Regions from separate parts of the Mus musculus genome. Here region 1 is linked to region 2. A link is a loop called in an ENCODE intact Hi-C map of the cell type or tissue named here. Cell type or tissue: heart. All regions are shown on one strand.

Evidence for each region. Hi-C counts contacts between places; a loop is a spot of excess contacts. Peaks named below come from ENCODE experiments on the same cell type or tissue, not always from the same donor. Only the 100,000 strongest peaks of a DNase experiment are listed, where the experiment ranks them.
Region 1: a loop joins it to region 2, with 3 times the contacts of the local background. A loop is called at or near these places in 6 of 42 quality-filtered maps.

Annotation. Positions count from the first base shown.
Region 1 is chr8:77,627,189-77,635,188 of GRCm38, forward strand. It overlaps 1700092C02Rik (RIKEN cDNA 1700092C02 gene), which reads left to right. Exons shown (of 3, transcript NR_045467.1): 2 at 418-534; 3 at 1,642-1,769. Among named protein-coding and RNA genes, the nearest start is that of 4933431K23Rik, 4.8 kb to the right of the region's middle. In heart, a CTCF peak has its summit at 3,142; no DNase peak of the experiment used is centred here; H3K27ac peaks cover 752 bases.
Region 2 is chr8:77,720,392-77,728,391 of GRCm38, forward strand. It overlaps Ednra (endothelin receptor type A), which reads right to left and starts at 4,061. Exons shown (of 8, transcript NM_010332.2): 1 at 3,705-4,061; 2 at 1-111. The coding sequence starts at 56. LOC108167319 (a long non-coding RNA gene) reads left to right here and starts at 3,194. Exons shown (of 4, transcript XR_003947564.1): 1 at 3,194-3,331; 2 at 6,108-6,140. In heart, a CTCF peak has its summit at 4,127; DNase peaks (open chromatin) are centred at 3,270 and 3,940; H3K4me3 peaks cover 4,529 bases; H3K27ac peaks cover 5,294 bases.

The DNA of each region.
Region 1 (8,000 bases), 93 kb before region 2:
ACCTGGGAGCTACAGTGTTAGCAAGCTTCTACGCTCTAGCAATGTTTCTGTGAACACAGAAAAGGTTATAATTACTATGAACTGCCAATTTACCCTTCAGGTCCCCTGTGTCAATGGTGCTGTTAGTTATGAAAGAAAAACATGTAGATTTTGTCTTTCTTGAGGGGAAAAATCTATACTTCCAAAGTTTGAGAGCCCAGCATTATCTTGTGCTGGACCCAATAATTCAGAAAGAGTATAGAGAGGTGACTAGACTTTTGATAGATCTGTGGCAAATTAGTGGGTAGCAAATACCCGATGAAGAAAATTCCTAGGAAGTTTCAGCACCTTTCCCCACTGTTAGCTCAGAAACACTAAGTAAGGAGCCTAGTGCTTGCCTCTTACTCCTGGTACTAAATCCTCTTCTCTTCTTACCAGGGCCGCCACAATTGCAGGACAGAAGAATATTGATTTCACAGGAAGTAGGAGATGGCTACTCCTGCAGGAAGGAAGGGGCCCCGACCCTGCTGGCTATGAAAACAGGAAACCATCCAGGCTGGTCTTGAATTTACTATTTAGCACAAATTGGTCTTGATTTCATCATCTTCCTGCCTCTTGAATGCTAGGGACAGGAGATACTCAGAACAGATTTTTCTCCATTTGAAAGAGAACGTAGACATTAGGCTTAAGGGGGTTCATTATCAAGCATTGAGCCCTGTGGTGGGGTTGTAGCTTTGTGGGTGGAGTGCTTGCCTGGCAGTCAGGAAGCTTGGGTTCTATCCCCAGCCCTAAACAATCAGGCATGACAGTCTGTGACCACAATACCAGCACTTGGACATATGAGGCAGGGGGATCAGAAGAACAAGGTCACTCTTGGCTACTTGAGACATTTCAAAAAAAGATTTTATATGTATATATTATATATGTATATATTATATATGTACATATACACATCTATTCACAAAAGTGTGTTCATAGCTATGCATTTAATATTTTATATTTTATTGCACATTTACATGTATATCATATAAAATTAATACATTATGTTCTATTTATTTAAATATTTATAATGTATGTATTAGATGTTATATGCTTATATATAATTGTATATGCTATATTTATATCCAACATATTTACATTATTGTTTAATACACACACATATAACATATATAAATAATATAAATCTAACAGGCCTCAAGACTTTAGCACAACTGACTCCATGATGGAAGTACCATTCAGACTTTGGAACCCAGCATGGAACCAGCACCGCCTCCTAAAACTAAAGGCCTAATCCATCGAAGTCCATAATCCCAGGAAATCCCTGACTGCACTAACCTTGTGTTTTGGCTTCTTCACTTCTGGCTAACTGCTCATGTTAACTGAATGTGGCTTCTGTGCTGAAAGCTCAACCTGAGAAAGGCTCAGTGGTACACTAAGATCCCCGGCATAGTCACCACAAAGCTGATAAAGACTTTCTATTGGCTTAAACCCTTGGCTGAGCAGTCTTCTCTGTTGGATACCCCAACAGGAGCAGATAATTAGATTTTTCTCATGTTCAAATACTTAAACTGCAGCAAGAGGACATTCTGATGTGTTTCAAATTTCAGTGGCAAATAAATAGATGTGAAGGAACTTAACTTTTAAAACCATTCATTTCTGTAGGGGACAATGAATGTCTATGAACCTTCTCTCAAGATGCAGAGGCACAAAGATTCTGAATTCTAAGATTCGAAGTCTTTAAGTTTAGATACAGAGACCCTATGCCAATAAACAACAAGCAAGCAAGCAAATAAAACCAAGGGTTAGGTGTGCTTTTCTGTGATACACTGTTGCTTCCTATGCCCACACTTTTGAATTTTGTCTCCATCACTGAAAAAAAAAACAAAAAACAAAACAAAACAAAACAAAAACCCGAAACCAACCCCCCAGCATCCCCAGTGTTGGCGTTGATAACTGTAAGCCAGCCCTGTGTGTGTGTGTGTGTGTGTGTGTGTATGTGTGTGTGTATGTGTGTGTGTGTGTGTGTATGTGTGTGTGTGTGTATGTGTGTGTGTGTGTGTGTGTGTGTATGTGTGTGTGTGTGTATGTGTGTGTGTGTATGTGTGTGTGTATGTGTGTGTGTGTATGTGTGTGTGTGTATGTGTGTGTGTGTGTGTATGTGTGTGTGTGTATGTGTGTGTGTATGTGTGTGTGTGTGTGTATGTGTGTGTGTGTATGTGTGTGTGTATGTGTGTGTGTGTATGTGTGTGTGTGTATGTGTGTGTGTGTGTGTGTGTATGTGTGTGTGTATGTGTGTGTATGTGTGTGTGTGTGTGTGTGGGTCACAGGCAGAGAGTCCTGAGATCCAAACAACACAAGGGCAAGACCTTGTCTCAAAAAACAACAGTAGCAAGAAAGTACTTGCTTTGCAGAAAAAGAAGAATCAAATTATCTCGAATTTGAAGACTACAACAAAGTCTTACGATAAAGGCATATTTTTTCTTTTGACCATTTTCTTGTATACAAAGAGAAAAGATTCATCCCATAGCTGACAATTACTTAATGTAACTTCTTTGTATCCTTGCTTAAGAAGTTTTTAAAAAAGGCCTGGCAGTGGTGACTCGTGCCTTTAGTCCCAGCACTCAGGAGGCAGAGGCAGGCAGATCTCTAAGTTTGAGGCCAATCTGGTCTACAGAGTGAGTTTCAGGACACCCAGGGCTACACAGAGAAACCCTGTCTCAAGAAACCCAAAAGAAAGAAAGAAAAAAAGGAAATATAACCACTAAAGTCAGAAAAAGGGGAGTGTTTGCCAGGCGTATGACTGTGTTCTTAATCTCAACACCCAGGAGGCAGAGGCAGGGTGATCTTTTGTGAGTCCTTGTCTACATAGCCAGTTCCAAGACAGCCTGTACTACACAGTGCTACACACACCCTGTTCCCGGTCTAGAAAAGAAAATAGAGGAGTATTAAGAAAGAATATGAAGGCTCAGGATTCTGTTGTTGTAACGACGCACCAGCAACACCACAGAAGTATTATTAAAAGGAATATTGCTGTTAAACACCTTAAAATTCCATGTGTGATGATTATGCTTGCAGGCAGGCACTATGGATTCTTCGCTGTTGTTTTCTACCTTTTATTTCCATCCGCCCCGCTGAACCACGGCAGGAAACAGAAATGACCGCCAGGTTGCGCTGTAGTTCCACAGCAGTGGAATCAGGCTGGGCTCCGAGGCGTTCGTGAAGATCTGTGTGGCTGTGGTTTTTCTGCTTTTGAAGCCTGGTGGGAGGAAATATTTCACAGGAAAACAGAAAACACTTTGCTGAAAACAGTCCCAAATTTACTGTGATTTAGAGATCGGTTATTCGTGGGGGAAAAATTCAAGGGGGGGGGGGGTCCTCTGTAGCATTTCTTAGAGAAAAGGGCCTTAAACTCAGCTTTGCTGGGTGAAAGGTTATTCCTTCTGGACAAAGAAGAGACCAGACAATCCCGTTGAAAGTTAGTTTCCTATATTATCTAGTTGTTGATGGATAATACTATTTTTAAAAGTTCCAAGATAGGGTATATTTATTTTTTTTTAAAAAAACATAAACACTTCAACTTTTTTTTCCTCAAGCGTTTTCCTTCCTTCTCTTTCTTCCAAAATGTCAATATTTATGAACCAGGGGTTGTGGGAAATGTTACCTAGAACTGGAAAAGTCAGAGATTGTCTGTCCCTGGGGACTTGAGTCTGAGTGCCAGAGGGCAGTGTGTGGCTGGAGGGACATAGTCCTTCCTTCTTGGCACCCTGTGGTGAACTCTTTGAAATGGAAGAAAATGATGTTTTCTGCTTCATATGCAGACGCCTCAAGACCAGCAGTGGCTGCAAGTTTCTGTATATCATTGTGCTATAAAAACAAGCATAGTTACAGTGAAAACTGTCCCGGCAGAGCCAGTGCCTAAGGTCCACAAACCAGCATTTCTGATTACATTAGGATCTGCATAGTGTTTGTTTAGGCCACGACAAGACTCAACAAAGGCAAGCACAAATCATGGAATATTAGTAAATTGTAGTGCTTATATTTACTGTGAGGATTTTTTTCTCCCTTTAAGATGATGAGGAAATAAAGAACATTATTTTTAATCTGAATAGTTGGTTCCTTTCGCACTGCCAGTTGCTAGGTTGTGAGATAGAAATGAAGCCACAAGTAGGCAAATGTTACTCGGCAGAATAAGAAGAATCAGGATGTAGAGCTGTTACCTGAGAGTCACTAACAAAAGAAAGAAAGAAAGAAAGAAAGAAAGAAAGAAAGAAAGGAAGGAAGGAAGAGAGAGAGAAAGAAAGAAAGAAAGAAAGAACGAAAGAAAGAAAGGAAGAAAGAGAGGAAGAAAGGAAGGAAGGAAGACTTAGAAACAAAGGTCACACAGTAAAACCGCCTCTAAGATCAAGTGAAGACTCTTGCCATGGTCCCAGCCCCACCCTTGTCTTACATAAAGGTGGCCCCCCTTACTCTTTCTTTACATTTATGTCTGTAACCCTTTGCCTCTTAAATATTTAAGTCTCCGGGTATCTGTTCTCTAATCACTAATCATGATTTTTTTCCCTTTGTTCTATGTGCTTTAGCAGTTTTTATTTAGCTTGCTTTATTTTTAAATGTCCCACCAAAACACTTAACTGGTATCCAAAAAGCTTGCTGTATAAATAGTGAGATAAAAATTCATAGAACATTTTATTTTCCTAGGTCAGGAAGTGATTGCCTTGTTTCATTTTTGGAAAAGAATGACAAGAGAATCACTGAGATTAACAGAGAAGCAGAAGTCCCTGCTTCTTGGAGAAGCGAAGAGCTCTCCAGAAGACACTCCACTTCCTAAACACATGTCCCTCCAGTGTGACCAGCTTATTGTGGACAGTTTCCTCTCACTTGTCACAGGCTGCCACTGTTTGCTGTTCTAGTCCCCAGCTTCATTTTCCTCATCTGTAAAGGATGGAAACATTTAGCCCAGAGCTGTGGAGACCATGGAATTTGTAACAGACTCGGTCCTTAGCGTGCCCTAATGTCCTGTGTATGTTTGCTCTTCTGACTTTTCCTCATTGGTAGAAAAACAAGAAACAAACGCAATTTTATCTCTCTATATACCTTTTTAAGTATCAACATGAAACTTGGGTCGTAACTTGTACAGTAGTAGCTAATGTTTCCAGCGTGTGCCTTCTTTTGTATACGGGTGGTGGTGGAGCTTGGGTTCACTGTTCCATAACTAGTCAGCCACTCTGAGAATGAGGATGGATCCATCCCTCACACCCAACAGCTTTGCATCCAGGGACAAAAGCTGCAAGCCTTTGATTATGGTCAGAAGGATGGAGTTTGACTCATACCTCTGTCCTGTGGGAAGAATGACATTCTGAACTGCCAGCCACTTTGTAAGATTTCTATCAGCTGGAGGCTTTCCCATAAAGAACAGTGACATACCATTGCCCTCTCCCTTGGGGAGTTAATTCACGTGGTCTGTGTTTAATTTAAAAAAAAATTTAAGATGTATATTTTATATGTGTGATGTGAGTGTTTTGCTCAAATGCATGTATGGGCAACCACATGCATGCCCAGTGCCTGGGGAGGTCAGAAGAGATGTCAGACCTGGAGCTGATGTACAGGCTATGAGCTGCATGTGGGTTCTGAGAATCAAACCCAGATCCTTGGTAAGAGTAACTGCTCTCAAGCTCTGACCTCTGCTTCAGAGTCCTTTGAAAACAGCACTGTGATCTCTGACACTGCACACTCTCACTCCTGAGTGTGCTGTACATCACCCTACAATCAAGTCTGTCTTCTACACTCTGCCCCATGCGTCAAAGTGATCCCAAGGACCTGGAGCTGGAAGGAAGCCGAGGGCATCCCAGCAACATTTCATGGGTTGCACCTCCAGCCTCAAGACGGTTCTCGTCTCACCCAGTCACACACATGCTAAACAGAATTAGTACTGAGAACAAGCCTCGGAACTCACACTTGGGGATTCTATTGTATGTTAATATATTTTGTCCATGTGCATATGTATATTTGTGTTTAATTTGTGATTAATTTATCATTGTTTTAGGATTTATATAAACCCTATGTTTATATGTATTAGCTGTGCATAGACTATGACTTGGTTTTGATATATTATATGTTTTAAGGATGCATTTGAAGGTTTTCTATTTCTGTTCAGTCCAAAAATGGAGTTACTACATAAAATTGGATTCTACATTAAGCTGAAAAAGAGCCAACTCCCTTTAGCCAACTACCAATGATATAGTGTGTGAAACTCAAGCAAGGTTAAAAATAGCCCGTTTTTCTTAGGAAATAAAAACCCATATATTCAAATTAATGGCATCTTTTCGAGGAGTTGCTTTGGAAGGTTAGACACTTCTTTTAACAGGTCTGCTGCTGTTCCAGATTTTTTAGGGGCTTCTTTTGGAATTAGTTTTAGTATTTGCTAAGGAATCCTGTTAACCATGCAACCACAGTCCAGCACCTGAAAAACTGAGGCACAAGGAGCTTCAAGCCAACCTGGACTACAGACCATGCCTCTGTCTCTGTCTCTGCCTCTGTCTACTCCTCTCCATGTCCACCTCTCCCTTCCCCCATGTCCCCTTTCTCTTCCCTCTTTCATAAACACCCCTGTACTCACACTCACATGCACATATCCACACAAAGAAACAGAGAAATAAAAACAAAAAACAAAAAAAGTGAAGCTGGGTCTGATTGTATCAGTCTTCTTATATTTAGGCTAAGTGATTTTATCTCTTAACTGGAGTCTAGAGATGTTCTAAAAATCCATAGCAGTTTGCTGACTGCTTTTATTGAACATCATTCATACGTGTAGACAAATTCAGGTAGACTTGTTCAAATGAAGTGGCATGGTTGGTAGTCACATCTTTTAGATGTAAATATTCATGGCATAACATGAGGGTTCTCATAAACAGATAGCTGCAATTATTTAAAAAGAAGCCATCGTGAGGTTTTCACCAGGAGTCTGCTGTATTCAGTTACAGAGTCCAGAAACTTCTGAGGGGAAAAGAACAATTCAGTCTTCCATGCCAAGACCACGCCTGTGAGGCTCCTTCACCCTCACATGGATTCAGTTAGTCACTGCACTGCCTTTGCATACGAGGAAATCTAAGCCAGTCATTGAGGGGCAAAGGTAGGAAGACTTCATTGTCCATACTGTGGAGCAGAAGCAGGAAGACAACACGAACTTGTTTGAGGAAGAATCCAGACTTGAAGATCGCAGGATCTGAGTGGTAGCAGTCAGAGAGAGGCTACATGATCTGAGTGAATTTGTGTCTGGCTATGAGTTTAAAAAGACAGAGATCAGTATTAAGAGAGAAGCTAGAAGAAAACAAGTGAAGCCCCAAGGCCTTTGCTTAATGACCTTCCTCAGACCAAATTACACTGGGGATTGCGCAGTAGCTGAGATCCGGGACATAGACTAAAGCCCCTGAACGGCCCGCAGGGGCTGCAGTGCTCACACTCGTCCCTGGGACTCCATGCTTCGGAGCCACTTTCAGACCCTCAGATCTGCCATGCCAGGCTCCTCCTTCTCTTCCCTCATCCAACTGCAGAAGATTTGAAGACTTGGGGGCCCATCTACAAAGCTGTGCATTCATCCTGTGTATTCACTGTGCAGCAACTGGTATCAGAACAAACCTGGGAACTTAGAAATTTCAGGAGCTGGGCTCCCCAGGCCTTGAGCATAGCAGCAAATGTGACTCACCATAGGGCAGTCATTTTTCTCTGGAAAGGACTTCTGGAATTGATGTGACTATTTTTCCTTCCTTCCTTCCTTCCTTCCTTCCTTCCTTCCTTCCTTCCTTCCTTCCATGAATCTGTCTCTTTTAAAATAAAACCCATGAATAATTTATACTGCTGTCAAAGATGGCTTGCTTTTATTATTATGAAGTGTTTGGGGATAAACATCACTGGGGCCCTCGGGCTATGTGACCTTAAGACCAACACGGTCTTGCCAGGTCACTTTCTGGGAAGAGGCCCTCCCTGAGCGGAGAGAATGGCCTCCTGACATCCTCAGTCCTGAC
Region 2 (8,000 bases):
ATTACGCCTCCCACCATGGTCAGCCAAAAGTATGCCGCAAGGCAAAAGATACTCATCTTAACCTGGATTTTAAGTCTTCTTATGTTGGTCTCACGCCTTTCTTTTTTTCACCTGGAAGAAAAAAAAGTAGGAAAAATTATTATTATTATTATTTTGCTACAAAATCTAGCTGTCCCCAAAAGATGGTGGTTAATGAATGTTTATTGATTTAATGAAAATATAGGTCAATCAGATCAAAATAGGAAAGACCAAAACTCTATTATAGCAAGAAATCTCCCCAGCCCTGGCTGTATCCACAGCTATATCTGTATAGACCATGATATGGATAAAGATATTTCAGTGTTCCTTAAAAATAGCAGTGTTTTTTCCTCTTTATTCAGGTTAATGATAGCCCAAATCTTCCAGACATGACACAGAAAATTCTGTGGTAAAAGAGGAAACATTGCTTCAGACTGAGGCACAAAATACAAGAATCTAATTCTCTGACTAAAAACTTGAGCATGCCCGAGTGAGTGAGGGGTTGCACATGGCAGGAACGGGCAGCAACGCTGTCTAATGCGTTAAAGTGTTCATTTAAAGCCAAATGTCTGCTTTTCTCTGCTTTGTGCACTCACACTGGTTCCATCTCCAGCACCACAGAGAGAAAGAAAAGATCACTGATGGAGACAAGAGGTTTAGTTTGAAATGCTTGAAACCCTGCAAAACCCACATATTTTTAAGTCTCCACACTTCTACCCATCAGAAACCACCATGATACTTGTCAATGGTGTTCTGTGAGTGACAGGTTATCCCAGGCCGCCACACCGTTTGGTTTGCCATGGGCTATCTGGTTTCTTAGTATCGTGCAAGCATCCTATCTAGCTAGGACAGGACAGGCACTGTGCCGAACACATCACATGCTGCTGCTGTCTAGTATAATGATAACAATCAAGTCATCCACAGGTTCTCCAGGAAGACAGGGAAGCTGAGAGGAAGGTCAAAGGTGGTGACGAGCCTACAACCCTGAGGCAGCCTGATCTGACTCCACACCCGAGCTTTAACCACCAGGTCATCCTGTCTCTCTTATTTCCATGCTTTATTTGCATCAACAACATACTTAAGATGTCTCCAGAATTTGGATGACGCAGCAGAACATTGGAAGGAGTGTTCAGGTATTATCAAAGAGTTCTTATGTTATATCGCCTTCAAAGGGCGGGTGGTCCCTGGTGCTCAGTAAATCTAGATTTCTCCTCTTATACTTTAAGACACTTAGAAAACAAAAGGAAGGCTGGTGCTGAGAAAATAGCAACCAAAAGTCAATTGCTCCTCCCCTTTGGGTATTTTGTACTTTTCTTTCATTAATCTGTAAATGAGGACAGTAACTTCATTTATGGGCAGTGGTCTGTGTATCTATGGCGTATACACCTAATCCTAAATTTTAAGACTCAATCTTTTTGAGTCTGCTCAAGGGTGACCACATTTAGGGATTTTTGACAGTTGTCATGGGACATTATTAAGTTTAGGCTTAATATAAGTGTACCAAATAAGAGATGCTGACATGCTATAAGAAGTATAGGGGAACACCTGCTGTCAGTCCCACATGCTTTTGCCTTGCCAAACAGCAATATACATCGCATCTCACAGGCACCAACTGGTTCTTGACTTGGGCATCACAATTTATACAGACAGAACAACATCTGTAACACATCAGGAGTCTTGAATGAGTGAAGTGACTGTGTTTTCACAGCCAAAAGGCTGCTGGATGTCATCCTGTCTCACGGCTGGGCTATAGGTGTTCACCCGCTGCTGTGATTTCAAAGTGATGGGCCTGCCATTTACTTCTGTCACTTCTGCTCACCCTTAATTGTAAGTGGTTACAGATTTTCTCTCCCGTCTCTAATAGTCCGGAATAACTGGCTGAATTATTAGTAGGTCTACAAATATCATCTTTCCATTTCCCACATGTAGACCAGAATGCCAAGTACAAAGCTTTTTACGATCTGCCTCCCTCTCAGGATAGTGAGGGGAGGCACAAGTCTTTCAATTCCTTGATTGCTTTATGATTTATGGTTCCTGGTTTCCCAATGGGAATGGAATATTTAGTAATAGTTATCTTAAAAATGAGAGACAGAGGTCTTTCCCATAAACAAAATGGCTTCATGGTCTATTAGAATCATCCAGGAGGGGAGTTCATGAGCCATTTGGGTGTCACAGGCACTGCACAGCTCACGTAGAGCTCAGTGGTCCTCATTGCCACAGGTACTGAGAAAGCTACAGTCATGGCTTCCTATCAGGGTGTGAGCCAGCTGCCAGTAAAACCTCTTTCCTTCCTTCCTTCCTCCCTCCCTCCCTCCCTCCCTCCCTCCCTCCCTCCCTCCCTCCCTCCCTCCCTCCCTCCCTCCCTCCCTCCTTCCTTCCTCCCTCCTTCCCTCCCTCCCTCCCTTTCTTCCTTCCTTCCTTTCCTTCCTTCCTTGCTTCCCTCCAGCAAAGACACTACCAAGAACTCATTTCTCTTGACACCTCTTGTCAGCTCACCACATCTAAGGGACATCTGTCAAAAACATGTGGATGCCATATTGTTACAGAGTGAAAAACACAAAACCAAATAAAAGAAACCTCTTTCGAATCCATGCTTTCCCAAGGACGGATCTGTAGCTCATTTTGGTATATTTCAGTCAAGCTTTGCCGGGCATCTGGCTCTAGAGCCAGAGCTCTAGAGAAGCAACTCACATTCAGACCAGAAGGACATGTCTATGGAGTCAGCATCTTTCCTTTTGTGGGTCTAGAGTTTGGTGGCATACAAAAGCTGACCCCTTAGTGCTTTCCCTAGTTAATACATCAGATTCTCAGAGCAAATGTCCACTTGCCATTAGTAATTTGGAAAATCCAACGGCGCCCAAACCGCACACATACTTAGGGCAGGTAATTTACATGGTATGGTTGCCAAGGTGTTTCATAGCCAATCTTTAAAAACAGATGAGTTGATGGCTGTGTGGGAATCAGAAACAACTACAAGAAGAAAAAAAAAATTAAACCAAGAACTTTTTTTTTTTCAAGTTCTCTGTGGTTTTGTTCTCTGGAGAAGACAAATTATCCACTCTCCTTGGACACATCCTCTGACTTTCATATGCTTTCGCCCCAGGTCTGCTGGGGTGAGGCCACTAAGGGTGGTGTAATCAGAGGTGGCTTATCTACAAACAGTTCCAGGGTTCTGCACATGAAAGACAAGAAGTGCCCTTTAAAGGACAGGACAGCACTGAGCAAATCGCCCAGACCTCCACCAGCAGGCAGATTTCCAACCCCAGCTGCCATCGTGGTGTGAGGAGGGCTCCACAGAGGTTGGTTCTTCACAGTAAGTGTCCTTGGCACTCAGGGTGCAGGATAGGAAGAGACCAACTTCACCAGGAGGCTTTGGAGCAAGCGCCCTGGGCCTTGATGCGCCTGAAAGCTTGTGTGGAGAAAAAGATCCTCCCACTCCCGGCTCCCCTTTCCTAAAAATCCGAGACAAAGCTCAATGGTCTTGTCCGGTGTCCACCCCCACTCCCCCCAGTGTTCGTCTCCCAGGAAAGCGCCCCACACTGGGCGTCCCGGGAGGTAAGTGCCAGGCCGGTCTGTTGCGTTTCCCTGGAGCTGCGAGACACCCCTGCTCCTCCCAGCAGATTGCCCCGGCAGCGACCCTATCCCTAGTTCCAGCCCTGGTTCCAAAAAGAAAGACTTGCACCGACCTTAGAGCTCCTCGGAAGCAGACAGCTCCAGGTCCGCGCACGGGCCAGCCGGAGCCTGAGCTGGAGAACGAGGGTGGCGCGCAGGGTGGCGGGTGACCAGGGCTGCAGCACAGTCTCAGCTCGGGGAAACTTCCCCGGACAGCCAGGCTTCTCTAGGGGGAGATCTTGCTCAGCCTGCAAGCTCCAGCGATGGTCCGGTGGATCAGAGAGAGGCTCCCCACCTCCTAGACACAGTTGCCAGACTAGAAGGGATGGGTGTGCGCGCGAGGCTCCCAAGGAAAAGCAAACTCCGGAGGAACACGCCTCCCGCGATCTTCCTTAGACTCCACAGGCTCCTAGACCTTCCTCTCTACTCTGGGACCTAACTGCAAGAGCGCTATCCCGCCTGCCCTCCAGGGAGCAGCCACCAAGCTGCAAAGCTGCTGCCCCCGCCAGGCCCTGAAGGGCAGGGATCTTTAACTATTTCCTTCCTGAGAAGTTGGTTAGTCTAGGATGGGTAGGATTGAAAGTAGAGAGCAACAGACCAGACTCAAGGTTGTGCCCTGTTTTAGGAAGAAACTCGAGGCACTTGAGCCCGTGAGTACGGGAGAGTTTGATCAGCAGGGGAAGCCAGGGAATTTGGGCTGTGTCTCCTGTCAACTTTGCTTAGCTTGTTAGCACTCCTCACCTTAGAGGAAGTTATGGAACCCAGGTGGACAGCATGTCTTTGGCTCAAATTTGACCTGCAAGACCACTAAGCCTTAGCCCAAGGCAAAAGGGAGCTGGGGAGTCTGTGGAAGGGTCTAGGGTGTGCTCAGAGAAATGATCATGTCTGACAATGAATGGGGAGACCCTTCAGAAGGCAGTGTCTTTATCACAGAGTGTGTCAAGTCACGATAAGATGGGGAGTGGGAGGAGAGATAAGGGCCAAACATCAGGGCTCCTGGGGAAGAAGGCTTGGCTGTACGGATGCCCTAGGACCTCATTGGTTCCCTACCGTATCTATAGTGGAATTGGACCTCAGTTTGTTCTAGGACCTCTAGGAGAAGGGAGAGACAGGACTTATATCTAGCCCCTGGGAAAGAATTTTAGCAACAGCTTCCTCATAGTGTGGTGGCTAGATTCCAAGAACAAATATCCCAAGAGAAAGGACATAGAAACTGCCACCTACTTAAGGCCCAGGTCCAGATAGTGACACAAAGGGGCTTCTGCTTAATTCTGTCAGTCACCAATTCCAGATTAAAGGGTGAGGGCACAGAGACCCTACTTGACAGGGGTCATTTTGTAAAACTGTCACAGCCATCAGCAGAACACCTCGGTGGAAAGGATTTTAATATTCTTCTGGGACTGTTGGAGCAGGCATTACCCTGTCCACTAATCTAGTGTTTATCTAGCGTTTCTCTAGGAAGGATCCACAAAAATTGTCTCAGTCAGCTCTGAAGGGGTACGCTTTTGTGGCGACAGCTTGGCAGGCTGACATTATTTTCCAGGAAGAAAAGTTATTGCCTTCTTCCAGAAGACTGTTCATAACTTGGTATGTGAAATGTTCTGGATCCCAGGCCCTCTCACCCCGTGACTAGGCACGTGGACAGTGCACCATCTGTGTAACTGAACATGTCTGTCAGGCTAGTCTTTGTAACAGCACCCCCAGGACCCCCTACCTTTTGCTGATCCCACTGTGGTATGGATTAAGCATTAAAAATTTCTCTTTCACATCCCTTAGGACAGTCACTATTTAAACACAAATGAAACTAGAAAATAAACTGGATTGTCAGGGGTGCTGAGAGGCAAACTCCTGACTACTGAGGCAACAGCAGTGGGAGCCCAATGGTGCTCCTCAAATAATTATGACTAAAATTACCAAGGGTCTAGCAATTCCAGTCCTGAATATGTGTATAAAATGGGCAACAAGGTTGGTGTTGTAGACAGAGTGAGGCTGAAGAACACAGAAACAGAATGGATGTTGGTCTGTGTTTTTTCTAAGGTTGGGCCCAAGAGACACATCAGCAGGAAGGTGCCTGCTTGTTTAGCATCAAGTTACTTCAGGTTAGTGTTTGTGTTAAATATTCAGAGAGAAAGAATTCCAGCTAACTGGCATATTTGGGAAATGTGCTTATTTGTACGTGAGTGTGTGTGTGTTTGAGTGTGTGTATGTGTGTGTGAGTGTGTGTATGTGTGTGAGTATGTGTGATGGTGAAAGATGACCTTGGGAAGTTGAGTGTGAGGCTTCAGTGCAAACGCCTTCACCCACTGAGTTATCTTCCAAACCCTTGATGTTTAACTGATTCCCCCAAAGGTCAGATGACAGCTTAGTTTCTTCTTAATGACATGGACTTCAGCTTGAGTGAGTCCATTTCGAATGTGTTTCTGTGCTGTTCTGTTGTTGTTTGCTTGTTTCAATTAACGCCGTGATCACATTTACAGAAAGGACCTAGAATAGTCAAAACCACAGAGAAGGTAAGCTGGTGACTCCTGGGGCTTGGAGAAGGGGGCTCACTGTTTCATGCGTTTCACTGTGTTTCACATGTGTTTCACTGTTTCATGCGTTTCACTGTGTTTCACTGTTTCATGCGTTTCACTGTGTTTCACATGTGTTTCACTGTTTCATGTGTTTCACATGTATTTCACTGTTTCATGTGTTTCACATGTGTTTCACTGTTTCATGCGTTTCACTGTGTTTCACATGTGTTTCACTGTTTCATGCGTTTCACTGTGTTTCACATATGTGTTTCACTGTTTCATGCGTTTGAGAGGTTTACTTTGGGTGATACTGAGGCTCTGTGATTCCGTGGTGGGAGCTGCACAACAATGGTGACATACTTAGTGCTCATGTACTGTGCACTGGAAAAGGTTAAAGCCACACATTTATACTATGCCTGGTTTGCCAGGAGGAAACAAATCTTCATGTTGAGATAAAAACCCACATTGCTGTGTGTTCTGTTTATCTATAAAGTAAATTAACTAAGAAAGACTTCATATCCAATAAACGTGCTTATGGAAGCCTTCAGACAGACCTGTAGCTAGGAAGCTTAGCCCTGCCTCATTGGAGGTGAGATCCTGTAGACTCTCTTTGTGGCTGTGAATTTAGCTTCTTTTCTCTGTTTTACTTTGAGGGCAATGACTGCAGTGAACTCCAATCAATCTCTTGGTGACGTTAGCGTCTGTTTCAGCTTTCCCTTCCCTGTAGCAAGACTCTCTCTGCCTCCGCCTCTGTGCTCTCTGTTGAGTTTCTGGTAGTACCTAAGGGGAGTCAGGATATTTCTTTCCAAGTTTTCTAAGCTTGACTTTCAAAAGTTGTTTGTTTTCCCTGAAAGGAACATTTAGGCTTGATGGTTTTCTAGACTTCAGGGAAACTTACTTTCCTTCTGCCTCCACCAGCTTGCTCAGTGAGCATTTCTGTCTTGGCACTTTTAGTGACTTTGTCTGGCAGAGAATAGTATTGATTTGATAAACAACCATAGATTAAGATGTACTCAAGACAGTACTTACGAACCAACCACTCCTGCTTCCTACGGCACATATTCACGTAAGTTTACTTCATAGTTCAGACCTGCGAATCCATCTCACAGTTGCTAAACTTCCAGGATCGTCAAACGTCAAACTCAGCCCACAGTAAAACACCAGTGTCTCAGCATTTTCTGACAATAAAGTATGCATTGTTCTTTTCTTTTCTTTTTTTTTTTTCCCAGAGGAAGGAGAACAGGAAGGTTTCAGGAACCACAAAGATAAAGGAAGGAAAGGAGAGGGAAATGTATAGGCAACAAGAGGCTGACAAAGATTACCACAGTGTTCATCTTGAGCTGTGTGAGGAGCAGGGTTAGACAGCCAGGCAGCACCTTTGGCCTGAGGTGAGATGTTTAGAATTGTCCCTAAGTGCTTTGGTTTCCAAAGCAAATTCGATTGACAAACAACTTGGGAGTTGGCTACAGATTCCTTGTTCAGTTATCTTTCTCATTGTTGTGAAAAGAAGGGCATGGTGGCAGGAAATTGTCAACCTGACTAGATCACCGTGGTGACCTACCTCTGGGCATATCTAGAGGGTGTTTCTAGAAAGCAAATGAAGAAGGAAGTCCCACCCTAAATGTGGGCGGTGCTATTCTATATGTGGTACCATTCTAAGAGCAGGAACTTGAACTTGATCAAGGCTTTAGCTGTTTGTTTCCAGAGAAGAGAGCGAAGAGGCAGCAAGAGAAGCAAAGAACACGAGGAAGCGAACAGCTTGAAGGTCGACTTTAACCAGGACTGCCAGCAAGCCAGCCAGGACAGGGGAGTCCCTTCTCCACCCCACCCTACACTAAAGAGATTTAAAGAAGGGCA